Linked DNA regions of Homo sapiens: region 2 is linked to region 1. A link is an interaction called in ENCODE POLR2A ChIA-PET data of the cell type or tissue named here. Cell type or tissue: A673. All regions are shown on one strand.

Region 1 (8,000 bases):
TTTAAAACTATTCTCAGACTGCAGGAAAAACAAGATGCTGAGTGGCAATGGAATTATGGCTAAAAATGTGGGAGACAATCTGCTCTAAAGAATATCATAAATTGAACAAGTGTTCATGGGATTGAGAATCCCGTGAGAAGCCAACACGTGGCCATTTCTACAGTTCAGTGTCTTGTAATGCCATCTTCTCCCAAATGCCATTCTGTTGACTTCTGAAATATAGAAAACTGCTCTTGTGAACCTTGATATGTTTTCTTTATACAAAGCTGTCTGATATCAGAATAAAGAGCAACATGTTACAAGGAAAATTCTTATTTCATTCATCCAGAGATTAAAGCAATGGTTGAAGCCAAAAGTGTTATTCCACGAGCTAAACACTCCCACTCCTTGCTCTTGAGCACCTCACCACCACCTCCACAAGTTACAGCAGACGTTGGCCCTCTTGGGACCAAGCATACCTTCCATCCAGACACCCAGATTTTCCTCTATTCCTTATTCAATTATAAGCCTCCTCATCTTGATCAACTTCTGAACAGCAATCGTCACTGCTGAGCTGAATATTGTTTGCCTGTGTGCTTCTCCTGATCCATTCCCCACCCACATCTGTGCTACAAGAGGTCGACCTCCATAAACTGTGTTAACCACACTTCCTTGCTTGCTGGCTTCCAGCTGGATTCCACCACTGGGAGGCATCAGTAGAAGATCAGAGGAGAGGAGGAGATAGAGGCTGGAGTATTTATTTCCCCAGCTTCCTTTCTGCCAAGCCACAGTTTTTCAGTGACCATATCCTTCACCAAAGGCAGCCCTCCCTACAGAAATGCTTTGATTGAGATATGAAAACCACTCCTCCTTTTGCCCCTTTAAGGCTATGGGTAACACCTTTCTTGTCCCTTCTGACTGTGGCATTGCTGGGTGTCTCATTATGCTTTCTCTATATTCCTTATTCCTACCCACACTTCTGTGAATTGTCCTTCATTAAACTCTTTTCTGTTACTACCTTTGAATGTGCCATCAATTTCCTGCCAAGACACTGATTGGTACAATATCTTTATCCTGGATGGTATCTGATTTTGCATAAGGAAACCTACCCCTCTTGCAGTCTTCTCAGATGAAAGCACCTCTTACCCCAAATTCTAAGTATTAAGGAACCTCACAGATTTTAAGATGCACCCTGTCACCTCCACATCATGACCTATATCCACATCCTTCTTTGAAGCACAGCCTAGCTGGACAAACTTCCTATGTTTCTCTTTGGTTCTGTCAGTTTATAAATCACTGACACTCTGAATGTTGCCTCAGAGATGTACTCTCCATTTCAAGTGGTGTCATCAATCTGGGAAAACCCAGAGCTCATCTAGACAATCCATCCAACAGGCAGCTATGAAGTTCCTGGAGCTCCTTGATTTCTACCAACTCAACTCCATCTGTTTGTTGTCTCGGCATTCCCTCCCAACCAAATCTGGTCTCCTCTGAAAGTCCAAACTTCTTTTTTTTTTTTTCTGAGACAGGGTCTCACTCTGTTGCCCAGGCTGGAGCGCAGTGGTGTCATCATAGCTCACTGCAGCCTCAATCTCCTGGGCACAAGTGATCCTCCCACCGAAACCTCCCGAGTAGCTAGGACTACAGGTGCACACCACAATACCCAACTAATTTTTTCTTATTTTTAGTAGAGACAGGATCTTGCTATGTTGCCCAGGCTGGTCTTGAACTCCTAAGCTCAAGCAATCCTCCCACCTTGGCCTTCCAAAATGCTGAGATTACAGACATGAGCCACGGTGCCCAGACTGAAAGTTCAAAATTCAAGATTGACTTTATCTGCAGTGTTCAGTTCCATTATTCCAACTTGCTTCTGACCTTATGGTACCTCCAGACTTTTGGCCCTACATTTTCACCCCAGCCATTACCTACCTCATTCTCCCTTCTGGATCTACTTCCTTTCTTATCCATTTTACACACTCTGCGCATCTTTCTGACCATCTGGTACCAGTGCCTCCCTTCTTGACCCTCATTTTTCAACCTCCCACCATCTCAGAATAATAGCTAACTTGGTTCAATTTGCCCATGTTCCATGTACTTAACGGCAGACTGAAGTGCAGCTGAATAAACCCACATGCCAGCATGGACAGGTGTCACTGTATTTATTCTTTAACCACAGCTAGGCCTTCTGCAACACACAACTCAACTTTTATATGATGTTGGTCAGGTTCTTATTCCAGTCTCCTCAGAGGCTAATCCAAACTTTTGCCACTCCAGACCTTGCCTTGAAAGACCCAGAAAAAAATGGAACCACCAGTTATGAACAAATTCACATCATCCTCCTCCAAATCTATAAAAGTATAGCGCTCTAAGGGCATCCTGACTTCATCCTCCCTCCTCCCTCCTCCAAGAGATTGCTGAACTTCCTCCCATCTAAGGATGCCCTCTCTACCTGCAACACAGAGGCCTACCCCTCTAAGATTCTCAGCCATCAGTTATGCCCTTTTCCTCCTCTCCAGCAGCTCCTTCTTTTAGTTCATGAATCCGCTGTGGTCCCTCAGTCCTGGACTCCCTCTAGCTATCACCCCTCAAAGTCAAACTATTTTAAAGAATTTCCAGATTTTCTACTTTCTCATGCCCCATTCATACTTCGGTCCATTTCAATATGGTCTTCACCCTGTCATTCCAACAAATATACTCTTCAATAAGTCATTGCTAACCTGATTGCCAACTTCAACAGTCATTAGCCCTTAGTTCACTTCTCCAACTAGTTGACTATTGGTCATTCTTCCTTTTTAACACCCTTTCTCTCAATGGCTATAAATCTAACTCCCTGTCTCTCCTCCTCCCTCTTGGATCTGTCCTATTTTGTTTCTTCCTTGTCTTCACCTGCTTCTTAAGTGCTGTTTCTCAGGCTTCAGTTATCTTTCTCTTCTCACTATTCCACTATCTTATGGCAATCTCAGTCATATCCCCTGATACAATGATGACTAACAAATCTTTATTCCAATGTAGGCACTCTCTGGAGCCAGATTTCTCACAAAACATGTGCACTTGGATGACCTACAGACACTTTCAGTTTAATGTTCCAGAGCCAAATTCATTACCTATCTTCCTTACTCTTTGCTTCAGGAAACAGCAATACCATTTACCTGGGTCATTAACTGACCATTATCCTAGACTCTTCCTAACCCTTTACATCCAAATAGCAGCTAAGTCCTATAGAGTTTCACTACCTTGACACATCCCGCATTTCCATTCCCTCATCTCCATTGCCATGGATACTGACTCAGCCTAGGACATGGTCACTTCTCATTTCCACCATTGCAAATGTCTCCTAGTTGGTTTCCTGCCCCTAGCTTTGCCCTCTGTACTTTGTCTTTCAAAAGACTGAGCAATCTTTAGAAAATGAAAACATGAACTTCATGATATAGTTTAAGACCCTTTGATGGTCCCCCATTGCATACAGGTAAAATGAAAGTTCTTAGCATTGAATTCATGCATTGGCCTTTCCTATGTCTCCAGCCATTTCTAGTAATTCTCCATCCGTTCAAAATCTATCCTGCATCTCTACTCACTCACATTCCCCAAACACACCATAGCATTCTGTATCTCTGTGCCTTTGTACATGTAGTCACACTTGCAGGTACACCTTCTTTTTCCTGTTGGCCCAGAGAAGTCCCACCCATCCTTCCATGATCATGTGGTGAAGTCCAAATAGCATTCACATTGCAAGACAATGTAATTCGTTTTCGAATTACTTGCCCTGCTAGACAGACTATAAGGTCCTTACGAGGTAGAGCTGTATCCTTTGCATTTACTATCACCATATCATCAGGGCTTAGCAGGAGGCTATTTTATTGCTATTAGAATTTATCATTGTCATTGCTATTGGGTAATTTTTATCAGAATATAAATACAAATGTATGCCTGAAATTCAAATCTCAATATTTAAAACTTTCAATAACAAAATAGATTTTTGTGGTTGTAGGATTTGAGGAAAAAATAAGTCAAAAAAAAAAAACAGGTAAGAATTTCATCTACTTAATATGGTTTAAATACTCCCCAGACTGAAGGCAATAGAGATGGCTGCCTGGGTCATTGGTGTTGTCCTTTAATGAGAACGTAAAGGACCCCCTCAAGTCTCTGATGAATCAAATCAACTATTTGATATAATTTTGAACAAGCCATGTATGTACACTTTAATAAGCATCCTGATTTTTATTCTGATTCTCAGTTGTCAGTGTATAGCAGAAATAGCATAAGTTTAAGTATCAGACAAAGCAAGGTCTGAATGAAAGTTGAAATGTTTTATTGCTTTGTGACTTGGAAATGCTGAACCTCCCTGAAGCTCAGTTTTATCAGTGGTCATCAGGATCGTTAGAGCAATTCACCCAAACCCTTCACACTCAAATACCTAGTACCTAATGACTGCTCAGTAATGTTTACTTCCTTCCCCTTTACTGAATGAAATTTATTTTTGTGCATTTTTATCTAAGCATTTTTTTTGCAAAGATTACAAAAATCTTTCCCAGTACCAAGCTCTTTCCTCTTGCACTGACAGCCTAGTGATGGCTTCTCTAGTCCAAGAACTCTCAAAAGACTTTTAGATTTTCTTTTTAGAGAGTAACATCTACTGTCTTCTTTTCTCAGCTAAGACATACCAAGAAAAAAAAAAACATTAAATCATAGAATAGATAAAAACATTGATTTACCTTAAATGCTAACCTTTTGCCACCAGTTGCTTCGAACTGAAACTATGGACGCTGTCTCCTGCATCTAGGAAAACTGGTCCCTCCCAAGCCACCTTAGCCTCCTCCCTCTTACCTGTCTTCCTCAGGGGCCCTGGTCCACTCTCTTAGTATTAATTGGAGGACCTGGGATCACTGCTGCAGATTCACAGCCTGATTGGCTCAGCTCACTGTCAATCTCTACTCTGGTTCTGCCTTTTCTCAAGTTTACACTCCTGTTGCCTAGGAAATCTCAGTGACTGTGAAAGCTCAAGCCATTTGCACTGGGAGAGAAGCCAGCCAGAAGTTTTGCTGGCAATGGTTTGGTTTCTAGAACAGCATCAAAACTTGTCTCCCATGTTTTGTAAGGTAGTATTCAGCACATTGTCTTCTTTCTTTTAGGCAGCACCTTCCTGTCCTTCTGTAGTCCCCAGAAAGCTTACTGCTAGGGTGCCTCATTGCCAGGTGATACTTAAAACCACAACTCTTGGGAGCAGGCAGGGGTAATTATAGGTGATTCAAGGTTCTCCCTCCTTCTCTGCATTTGCAGAGGATGTCATTTCTGCTGTTTTCATCCTTGGTTTCTTCTCTTCTTTTCTCTTTTTGTTTCTTTTTACTTATGTTTTTCACATGTTCCCTAGCAGTTACTTTGCCAGATAAGAAGAAATCTAGTGGCTTATTTGGAGGAAAATATCTACACTATGCTCTCTTTCATTGTGTATCTATGACATCCACCCTATCCTTGTCATTCCCACTCCTGCACGTCCTGCTTTCAGGAGCAGGCAGGTATAATTAGTGGTGATTCAGACCTTACACCTCTCTCTTTCTCTCTCTCTCTCTGACACACACACACACACACACACACACACACACACACACACACACACACATCTCTGTATATAACATAATCCTGGCTGTGTGCAACATCCTTGCAGTATAAGAACTCACAAAACGGAATAGATGCCAGGCACCCAGCTCTGCAGACTACTAGGCAAGTTCTTTCATGGATTTGACAAGGGCTTGGGTCCTTTGCTATATCTGCAGGGAGTATACATAGTAGCTATTTCATCCTTTTATCTGAATTGTCTGAAGAATTGTCCCAGAATTAAGCAATTAGAACTGTGGTTCTTCCAGGGCAACCTCAGATGTCTAATGTTTTCTTTTCAGTGGTTTAACCCACAAGATATCACGCATTTGAAACTTTTAAGAAGAAACTTAATTTCATCTGTGAATGCAGAAGCAAATATGAGGGCATGGGCATTTAAATATGAAGTATTTCTTGAAAGCCACCTACTGGAGAGTAAGTTTGGTGCAATAATTTAAGAAAAGATAAAAAAGAAACAGGAAAATTGGGACAACGGACAGCATGATGGAGCCACCGTGCAAGCCCTCAATAGTCTGCCTCCAGGTTGTGTCAAATAAAGTAAAAAGAACAAAATCTCTGGAGTACTTAAGCAATGCTTTTGCTTGTTTCCACTGCTAGCAACTGGTGTAATTCCAAGGGTTTTACCAGTTCAAAAAACTGGATCTGGGTTTGTGGTATTGGGTTTCTGACAATCAATATAAAATATTGATTATATTTTAAGGCATAAGTACTCTTTCCAGTGGTAAAGAAGACAATGATAGTCTATGGTGTAATACGGTAAAAAGATTTGTAAAATATTACTACTGGATTCCTAATCAAATATTCATAAATGGCAAATCTCTAGGTAATCATGATAGCTTAAAATATTTTAGTCAAACTAATAAATGTAATGAGGATGACTGCTTGTAACTGTGGTAGACAAAGTAAAGAAAAATGATGAACTCAGGGCTTGAAATTCCAAGTTCAAGCTCCACATAAATGATCTGAAACCTTCTATGTCTTCCTGGAGGAACGTACTTATCTCCCATTGTCATCAGCCTGAGGTTTCAGAAAATCAAATCTGGAGTCTCATCCTGAGAGTGGCAGAATTACAGTGCAAATTGAATTCCCAACCAGGCAAAGTATCTTCTGCTAAACTGAGGGAATTGATTAGGAAGGAATGAGATTCTGAAAATCGGAATGAAACCTGTAGGGTAGATCCTGATGAAGCTGAGGACACTTAACCTCTAAATTCTCCTGCATCTTCTTTGCCAGTAGGAGCAACCCTGCTATTCATGTCTGAGAAGGTTCATCCTGATTTTTCAAAGGAAAGTGTACTAGCACCTCTGAGGTATTTTAACTGGAAGACACTGCTGATTATCCTCAGAACCTACTTCCACCAAACCTCTTGGCTTGTAGAACTATATCATCTATATCTATATCTATATCTATATCTATCTATATCTATATCTATCTATATCTATATCTATAAATAAGACTCTAGTCCCAACAGGCTTGAAAGAGAGATTAAAATTGCGAACCAATGGGAGACATACTACATTCCAAAAGTAATGCGTATTTTTTCAATTTATACAGACAGAAATCTGGTGAATACATGTGAGAATGTAAGTTAATAGTGTGAAATAATGGTAGAAGGAACATAAAGTTGACTCAAGGTGAATTTATTGATACAGGCCCACAAAGCACAAATTCTCAATATAGAGTTGCAGCTCGATGGGTTTGGTTGAGTTAAGGATGAAACAAAGGGTGGCCTACGCTAAATGAAGCTGAAATACCAGAATTACCTTGGGACACTGAAGAGGAAGGTATCTAAAGGCTTAGGGAGACTGAAATGTTGGACTGGATTTATCACGCAAGACCTGATTACTAAGGGAAATTGAGTTGCTACTACACATTGATGTAAAGAGTAAGCCTTAAAAGGAACAAAATCATGTGATTTGCAGGGACACGGATGGAGCTGGAAGCCATCCTCAGCAAACTAATGCAGGAACAGAAAACCAAATACTACATGTTCTCACTTATAAATAGGAGCTGAATAATAAGAACACATGAACACTCGGAGGGGAACAACACACACTGGGGCCTGTCACAGGGTGTGGGGAGAGGAGGGAGAGGATCAGGAAGAATAGCTAATGGATGCTGGGCTCAATACCTAGGTGATGGGAGGATCTGTGCAGCAAACCACCATGGCACACATTTACCTGTGTAACAAACCTGCACATATACCCCAGAACATAAAATAAAAGTTGGAAAAAGAGTAGCGAATACTATGTTTTCATCTTCTTTGTAGCACTTGTCACAGCTGCAATCATTTCGTTGGTTTACTGTTATAGGTCATTAAAAAGAAGAGTAAGCCTGGAATAAAGGAACTCTGTTAACACATCACTAATTATGCCCATGCCCTTTTATTAAAGTCAACAAAAAATCTA
Region 2 (8,000 bases), 1.5 Mb after region 1:
TGTGGTGAGGTCGGGGGAGGGGGGAGGGATAGCATTGGGAGACATACCTAATGCTAGATGACACGTTAGTGGGTGCAGCACACCAGCATGGCACATGTATACATATGTAACTAACCTGCACAATGTGCACATGTACCCTAAAACTTAGAGTATAATAAAAAAAAACATTAAAAATAAAAAATAAAAAATAAAAACAAAAAGAAAACAGCAGGTTGAGTTGCATAGGAAGTTTTTGTTTGGGTTTCACTAAGAAAAATTCTCAGTTTGAAGACATGATATCTGAAGCTATTGTGTTATGTGCATAAAGGTTCTTGAACTTGGTGTTATAGTTTCTCAGTGTATGATGTTTTAAAAACTAAATATGAGATTAAGCTCACCTTTTCCTCTTTTAACATTTTTTGACTTGCGTTTCATCTTGTTTCATATTAAGGTTGCCATATTTGCTTCTTTTTTGATATAATTTTTTCATTTTTCAACTTTGGGTGTTTGTTTTTATTTTGCTCAGGATGCATGTGTGTGTGCATATCTATTGTTTATTTTTTGTAAATGGCAAATAAATATTTCTAACCTCAAAAAAAAAAAAAAAAAAAATAAAGGGTTGTGAAACAAACCCCAGAATAATGAAGAAGAATATGATACAGAGATCATATATGGCTTGGAAAGCTTCAAATATTTATCTGGTCCTTCACATAAAGTTTGCTGACCCTACTGTAAAAGCTCTTCACAACCGCTTATTATTTTGCTCTTCTTATTTACGCTCTCTGCCTGGTGAGACACAGGCTGAAAAGATTCTTCTTGTATCTCCTTACCTTCTTAACCTCACTGCTTGTGGCCAGTGGAATGTGTCTGTGATCTTAGGAAGTTTGAGGGAGCTGGGGCTGAGAGTAATCCTTGTGTGTGTGTTGGGGAGTCTCTCCTCTATGTGATGGATGCTATAGTTTTGTTGTTGTAAACTGTGCAACAGAGTGAGACAGAGTCTCACTCTGTTGCCCAGGCTGGAGTGCAGTGGCGCCATCTCCGCTCACTGCAAGCTCTGCCTCCTGGGTTCACGCCGTTCTCCTGCCTCAGCCACCTGAGGAGCTGGGACTACAGGTGCCCACCACCACACCCGGCTAATTTTTTGTATTTTTAGTAGAGATGGGGTTTCACAGTGTTAGCCAGGATGGTCTTGATCTTCTGACCTCATGATCTGCCTGCCTCGGCCTCCCAAAGTGCTGGGATTACAGGCGTGAGCCACTGCTCCCGGCCTGTATGCTGTATTTTTAGGAAAGATAGTAGGTTTTTGACTATATATCTTTGTTTTATTAACCCTATATTGTCTCTTCCACATTGTTTTTTGTGCCTGCTGCCTAATTTTTGTGACAGCTGCTTCCATAAGGGCATCCTTGCTGCTTTGAGAACGAACCACCCATGGACTTCATGGTTTCTGGGTAGTTTCATATGAGGCTGTTGCACTCTTTCTGGGAGGTGCTTTCCTAATCATTCTGATCTTTTCCTACTAGAAATTTCTGGATAATTTCCAGTTTTCAGTAGTCCTTTCATTTATCCTGATTTAATATTTTTCTAGGTTATTTCTTTTGGCATTTGGAGTAGGGAAGTCTGATGAAGTCCTCAGCTCTTTTTCCTTAGAAGTCTTATATATTTCCTATTTCCAAATTCTTAAGGATTTCTTATTTATATTCTTTTTTTGCACCCTCTGGAGAATCAACCTTATATTGACAAAATATATTTTTACATTTTTGGGTGACATTTGCAAGTCCTTAATTAATTAATTAATTAATTTTTTGAGACAGAGTCTCGCTCATTCGCCCAGGCTGTAGTGCGGTGGCGTGATCCTGGCTCACTGCAAGCTCCACCTCCCGGATTCATGCCATTCTCCTGCCTTAGCCTCCTGAGTAGCTGGGACTACAGGCGCCTGCCATGACGCCTGGCTAATTTTTTGTATTTTCAGTAGAGACGGGGTTTCACCGTGTTAGTTAGGATGGTCTCGATCGCCTGACCTTGTGATCCGCCCGCCTCGGCCTCCCAAAGTGTTAGGATTACAGGCGTGAGCCACCGCACCCGGCCCAAGTCCTTAATTTGTAAGTCTTGAGTATTTTGGTTAGCAATAATTAAGACATGTACTAAACATATACTAACTTGTAGTGCATTTGAAATAACATTGCATTTGGCTACCAAGATTTTATACCCCTCAAATAATCTTAGCATTGGAAATAAAGTAGTAATAATAATAATTACTTGTTTCAGTTACTGTACTAGGTGTCTTTATGTATATTATTTTTAATCCTCACCCAATTTTATAAAAAGTATTATTTCTCATGTTTTTTTCAGTGGAGGAAACCAGGACTCAGCAAAGTTATATTAACTAGTACGTCAACTCTGTGGGTTCAGGAGCATCTCTGTATAGTGTTGCCATCTAGTCTTGTCTCCTCATTTTCCATGAAATAAGGAGACTAAGGCCAGGCGTGGTGGCTCATGCGTATAATCCCAGCACTTTGGGAGGCCAAGGTGGGCGGAACACGAGGTCAGGAGTTTGAGACCAGCCTGACCAACATGGCGAAACCCCGTCTCTACTAAAAATACAAAAATTAGCCCAGCATGGTGGCACGCACCTGTAATCCCAGCTACTTAGGAGGCTGAAGCAGGAGAATTGCTGGAACCCAGGAGGTGGTGGTTGCAGTGAGCTGAGATCGTGCCACTGCACTCCAGTCTGGGTGACAGAGTGAGATTCTGTATCGAAAAAAAAAAAAAGACTGAGTCTAGTGAAGCCAGTAGACTTGCTCATCATCACGCAGCTAGTTAGCAGCAGAATGAGGACTTGGATCCCTGAACTCCTGACTCACATTCCAGTGCACTTTTCACTACAGCAGGACACCTTGGCTCCTGAGCCCCAAGTGACAGCCCCAAACAGCTGTGTTTATCTGTCTTGCATGTCCCAGCTTGTTTTGCTAGCTGAGCAAAAACTACTTAAAAGGATCCTCAATCTTCACCTTCCCATTCCCTTCCACTTCTACTCATATACTCCACTTGCCCCATGAATAACTTCACAGAAACAATTGTGCAATGTCACTAAGCCTTCCTCTGGTGTCAAGAGTTACTCCGTGAGAGAGCATTCACTTCCTCATGACTCCGGTTTACTGGTTAGATTGGCTTTCTCTCTCTTCTCTTTGATCGGAATCTTCGTTGTTTAGGCAGGAATTTGAGGAGCAGATGTTATGCCCCTTGAACAGCCCCTTTAATTCTCCTTAGTACTGTGTCTAATGACTCTTAATCCTGTCCTTTTAACTCTGTGGCTAGCAGACTTAAGAGTGAAGTGAGACAGGAATGATGAGCTTGATGCTGAACATTTCATTTTAATGTTGGCAAAGTAGTCTACAGAGAGTACATGACAAACAGTGAGACAGAGGGAAAATGTTAAAAGTGTTCCTATATAGCAGAAAAACAATGTGAATATTAGTGTGGGATCACTGAAATTTTGGGTTTCCCACCAAATGTAGATAGAACAGTTTGGTTATTAGTTTGCCAGAGAAATGGAGCCATTGACTGTTTCTACTTTGTCTTCTTAAACTTTTATATTTTTTAGATTTTCATTTCTGTTTTAAAATAAAAATAAATCATCAGAAGAAACAAAGTGATCTCTTATTTTTCATGGTTACTGGAGAAAATTACACTTCCCCCAAATGGGAGTAGCATTAACAAGCATATATCCTGTGAACTGATTCATTCCATTCTTTCTTTAGAGACTTTGGTTTAGCGCTCTGAACTTTCTGATTATCAGATCTTATGTGTTTGCTAATATATAAAATAACAAATTAGACATAATGCCCTATAATTTTCTCAGTTTGATTAATTGCCTGAAATTTGATCTATCAGTCAGTGTTTGATTAGAATAGAGAAATCACATGTAATTTGAACAAGGAAAGATCAGTACGAAGAATTGCTAGCTATAATAGGGTTTTGGAGCAATGAGGATTGGCTAGTAAAAAGTAAAGAGAACTCTAAGGAATATAAGAATAACAGATAAAAGGAGCATCAACCCCTGGGGTTGAGATACAACATCCAGGGCCTCTGAGATTAAGATCCAGACCCTGTTTGAGGGGGCATGGCTGTGGCTCATTGAATGAAGAGAAGTTGCTGTGGTAGAAATCTGTCTCATCAGAATCACTCTGCTATAATACTGCCTTGTGGAGGTACTGATGGAAGATACTGGGTGCTGCTGACTGCTGTGCACTTCAGGAGCCTGACAGTGGAGCAAACTGCACGGGTGCTGGATCTGGACACTGGAGAAGCTGTGTTGCAGTACAGAAGCCTGCCAAGAGGAGCACACAAGACTCTTGGAAAGAAGAGGAAAATCTCCTCTTACAATGTCGATCTAACATCATGCCAGCTAGCAAAGGAAAAATGTTTAAAGGGTCCAAGTTCATTTCTGCAGAGTAGACAGGAAAGGATGAATTCGGAGCTGAGAGACAGTAAGTGGACAACTGGCACATTTGGTCAAACTTGTAATTTTATATCTTAGATGGACAAATTTAAACACAAGTCCATAGGTGTTTTCCTTACAAGCTTACATTTAAATTTGGGATCCTGGTCAGAATTTTGCTAAGGACTTCATTCTTTCCCAGTGTTTCAGGAAGGATACCATGGGGCCAGAGCCACTTTTCTTTATTGTAAGGTCCTGGGCTGTGGCCCCTTTTGCTTTTCTGGGCTCCTTTCTCATGGGCATCTGTTTTGGGAGTTTCATTTCCTCATCTGCTTTGACACTTTAATCTTGGACATTGTAGTGAAATGCTTCACATTGTCACACATTCTAATCTCAGAGACCACTCCAAATCTTTTTGAATTTTCTTGGCCATTGAAATTAGTACTCTGGAATCAGTACATTAAGAATGGTTTTTTAAAAACTATCAGCTAGAATTTCAACATTTTAGAAGAAATGGGTCAGTATAAATTTGGAGGAGCAGTTTCTAGCTAGTAGTAGCTGTGCAGAAAAACAGTTTTATTGATAAGTATCTGATTTGGATTTAGGAACCAGCTAGGACGAAAAATTCTATTGAGGTCTGGCCAGATAGACATAGATTTTATTTTTCCTTTATATTCTGTGTCCAAAAGACAAATTGTCATGAGTTTTTTTTTTTTTTTTTTTCTGAAGTATCCATTTGTTTCTCAGCTTTGGAATTAGAGGTGTAGAAAATAAATGGGACTCAACAGCCTAAGATTTTGTTTAAAAAGATGTTCTTATTTATTTATATTAAAAAAATTTCTAAACTTTTTTTTTTTTTGCAAGAAACTGTATGTCAGCATTTTCATTTTTGATAGATAAATTTTATATTTGGGATTTTGATTATTAAGTTGTTTCTCCACCAGAATTCCTTATGGATTTTTGTAATAATCTCTATTTAATGTGTTTAATTATTTGCTTTCCATTTATATTTATTTTGGGATTTCTTTTTTAAGAGAATGGCACCTGTGACAGCATACTGTTAATATTACCCTTGTATCGTACTTTACCATGCCATCTCTGAAGAATATTACAGACCATTTTGGAGCATGGTGAATAACGAATTTTTACCTTAGGAGTTCACTTGAGTAGTCATTTTTATATTTGTGACTGCAAGTCACTTTTAGGGGCTGTACTTCCTTAGTACTGGTAGCATTATTATCCAATGGACTTTTATAGCTTTCATTAGGTTTTCTTTTGTTTCTGTTCTTTAAAGAACATTTTACTTAACTTAGTATTTCATTTTTCATCTATATTATGAGGCAGTAAGAGTCTTCTGTTTTTCCAAAGTTGAGACTGCTTTATATTTATTTCATATTGTCTACAGCTGTAGTGTTCAATACATTAGCCACTAGCCACATGTGGTTATTTAAATAAGATAAAATAAAAATTGGCTGGGCGTGGTGGCTCACACCTGTAATCCCAGCACTTTGGGAGGCCGAGGCGGGCAGATCATGAGGTCAGGAGATCGAGACCATCCTTACTAAGATGGTGAAACCCCATCTCTATTAAAAATACAAAAAATTAGCCGGGCATGGTGGCGGGCGCCTGTAGTCCCAGCTACTCAGGAGGCTGAGGCAGGAGAATGGCGTGAACCTGGGAGGCAGAGTTTGCAGTAAGCCGAGATGGCGCCACTGCACTCCAGCCTGGGCGACAGAGCGAGACTCCATCTCAAAAAAAAAAAAAAAAAAAAAAAAAAAAAAATTTAAGTTCTTTAGTTGCACTAGCCGTATTTCAAATACTTGATGGATACATGTGGCTAGTGGCTAACATAATGGATAGCACAGATATAAAACATTTCCTCGTCATGTAAAGTTCTGTTGGATAGTGCTGATCTGTAGCTTATAGGATGGTATCTTAGTCTGCTTCAGCTGCTAAAACAGAATACCATAAATTGGGTAGCTTAAACAGTAGATATTTTGACCAGGCGTGGTGGCTTGTGCCTGTATTCCTAACACTTTGGGAGGCCGAGGCAAGTGGATCACTTGAGCTCAGGAGTTTGAAACTAGCCTGGGCAGCATGGCAAAACCTTGTCTCTACAAAAATTAGCTGGGCATGGTGGTGCACGCCTGTAGTCTGAGCTACTTGGGAGGTTGAGGTGGGAGAATTGCTTGAACCTGGGAGGCGGAGGTTGCAGTGAGCCATGATCGCACCACTGTACTCCAGCCTGGACGACAGAATGAGACTCTGTCTCAAAAAAAAAAAAACAAAAAAAGAAAAAACAAGAGATATTTCTCACAGTTCTGGAGGCTGGAAGTGCAAGATCAAAGTGTTGGCAAATTATGTTTCTTAAAGAGGGCCTGCTTCCTAGATTGGAAATGGCCATCTTCTCTCAGTATCCTCACATGGTAGGGAGAAAAGCAGCTCTAGTGTCTCTTCTTATAAAGGAAGTAATGCCACCATAGGGGCTCTATTCTCATGACCTCATCTAAACCTAATTCTCTCCTAAAGGCCACACCTCCCAATATCCTCACTTTGGGGGTTAGGGCTTTATCATATGAATTTTTTTTTTTTTTTTTTTTGAGACAGAGTCTTGCTCTGTCACCCAGGCTGGAGTGCAGTGGCACAATCTTGGCTCACTACAAGCTCTGCCTCCTGGGTTCACACCATTCTCCTGCGTCAGCCTCCTCAGTAGCTGGGACTAAGGTGCCCGCCACTGCGCCCGGCTAATTTTTTATTTTATTTTATTTTATTTTATTTTTTTTAGAGATGGAGTCTCTTTCTCCCAGGCCGGACTGCAGTGGCGCTATCTCGGCTCACTGCAAGCTCCGCCTCCCGGGTTTACGTCATTCCTGCCTCAGCCTCCCGAGTAGCTGGGATTACAGGCGCCCGCCACCGCGCCCAGCTAATTTTTTGTATTTTTAGTAGAGATGGGGTTTCACCGTGTTAGCCAAGATGGTCTCGATCTCCTGACCTCGTGATCTGCCCGCCTCGGCCTCCCAAAGTGCTGGGATTACAGGAGTGAGCCACCGCGCCTGGCCTAATTTTTTGTATTTTTAGTAGAGACGGGGTTTTACCATGTTAACCAGGATGGTGTCGATCTCCTGACCTTGTGATTCACCCGCCTCGGCCTCCCAAAGTGGTAGGATTACAGGCATGAGCCACTGCGCCCGGCCTATCATATGAATTTTGAGGGAACACAAACATGCAGTCTGTAGCAGATGGTAATAGGCTGATATATTGCACTTGTTGATGTAAATCTGATAGGTTTCTTTCTCTCCAAGGACAGATTTTTAAATATTTAACAATACCAATAATGTTTCAGGTTCTGTGAGAATTTTATAATTTATAATTTCCAAACTTAAAATAATCTATAATCTATTTTGTCCTAACAATTACAAATATATTTTTTATTTCAGATTATATATATTCCTACCACATGGAGATAATTACAGCTTTAAAAAATTTTATTTATTTTTTCATTTTATTTCACATATTGACATTAAATTTTTATTGACACATAATAATTGTACATATATATGGGGTACAATGTGATGTTTTA

The links. ChIA-PET counts read pairs that join two places held together with the same protein. Peaks named below come from ENCODE experiments on the same cell type or tissue, not always from the same donor. Only the 100,000 strongest peaks of a DNase experiment are listed, where the experiment ranks them.
Region 2: POLR2A ChIA-PET joins it to region 1 with 5 read pairs; 1 of 35 experiments calls an interaction of 5 or more read pairs at or near these places.

The regions. Positions count from the first base shown.
Region 1 is chr5:35,933,850-35,941,849 of GRCh38, forward strand. CAPSL (calcyphosine like) reads right to left here and starts at 4,773. Exons shown (of 5, transcript NM_001042625.2): 1 at 4,692-4,773. It overlaps CAPSL-DT (CAPSL divergent transcript), which reads left to right and starts at 4,952. Exons shown (of 2, transcript NR_104630.1): 1 at 4,952-5,075; 2 at 5,874-6,144. In A673, a CTCF peak has its summit at 5,989 (motif pointing left); a DNase peak (open chromatin) is centred at 4,932.
Region 2 is chr5:37,460,535-37,468,534 of GRCh38, forward strand. All of the region lies in intron 7 of WDR70 (WD repeat domain 70), which reads left to right. Among named protein-coding and RNA genes, the nearest start is that of WDR70, 85 kb to the left of the region's middle. In A673, CTCF peaks have their summits at 4,246 and 4,447; DNase peaks (open chromatin) are centred at 3,147 and 4,237; H3K4me3 peaks cover 1,182 bases; H3K27ac peaks cover 2,665 bases.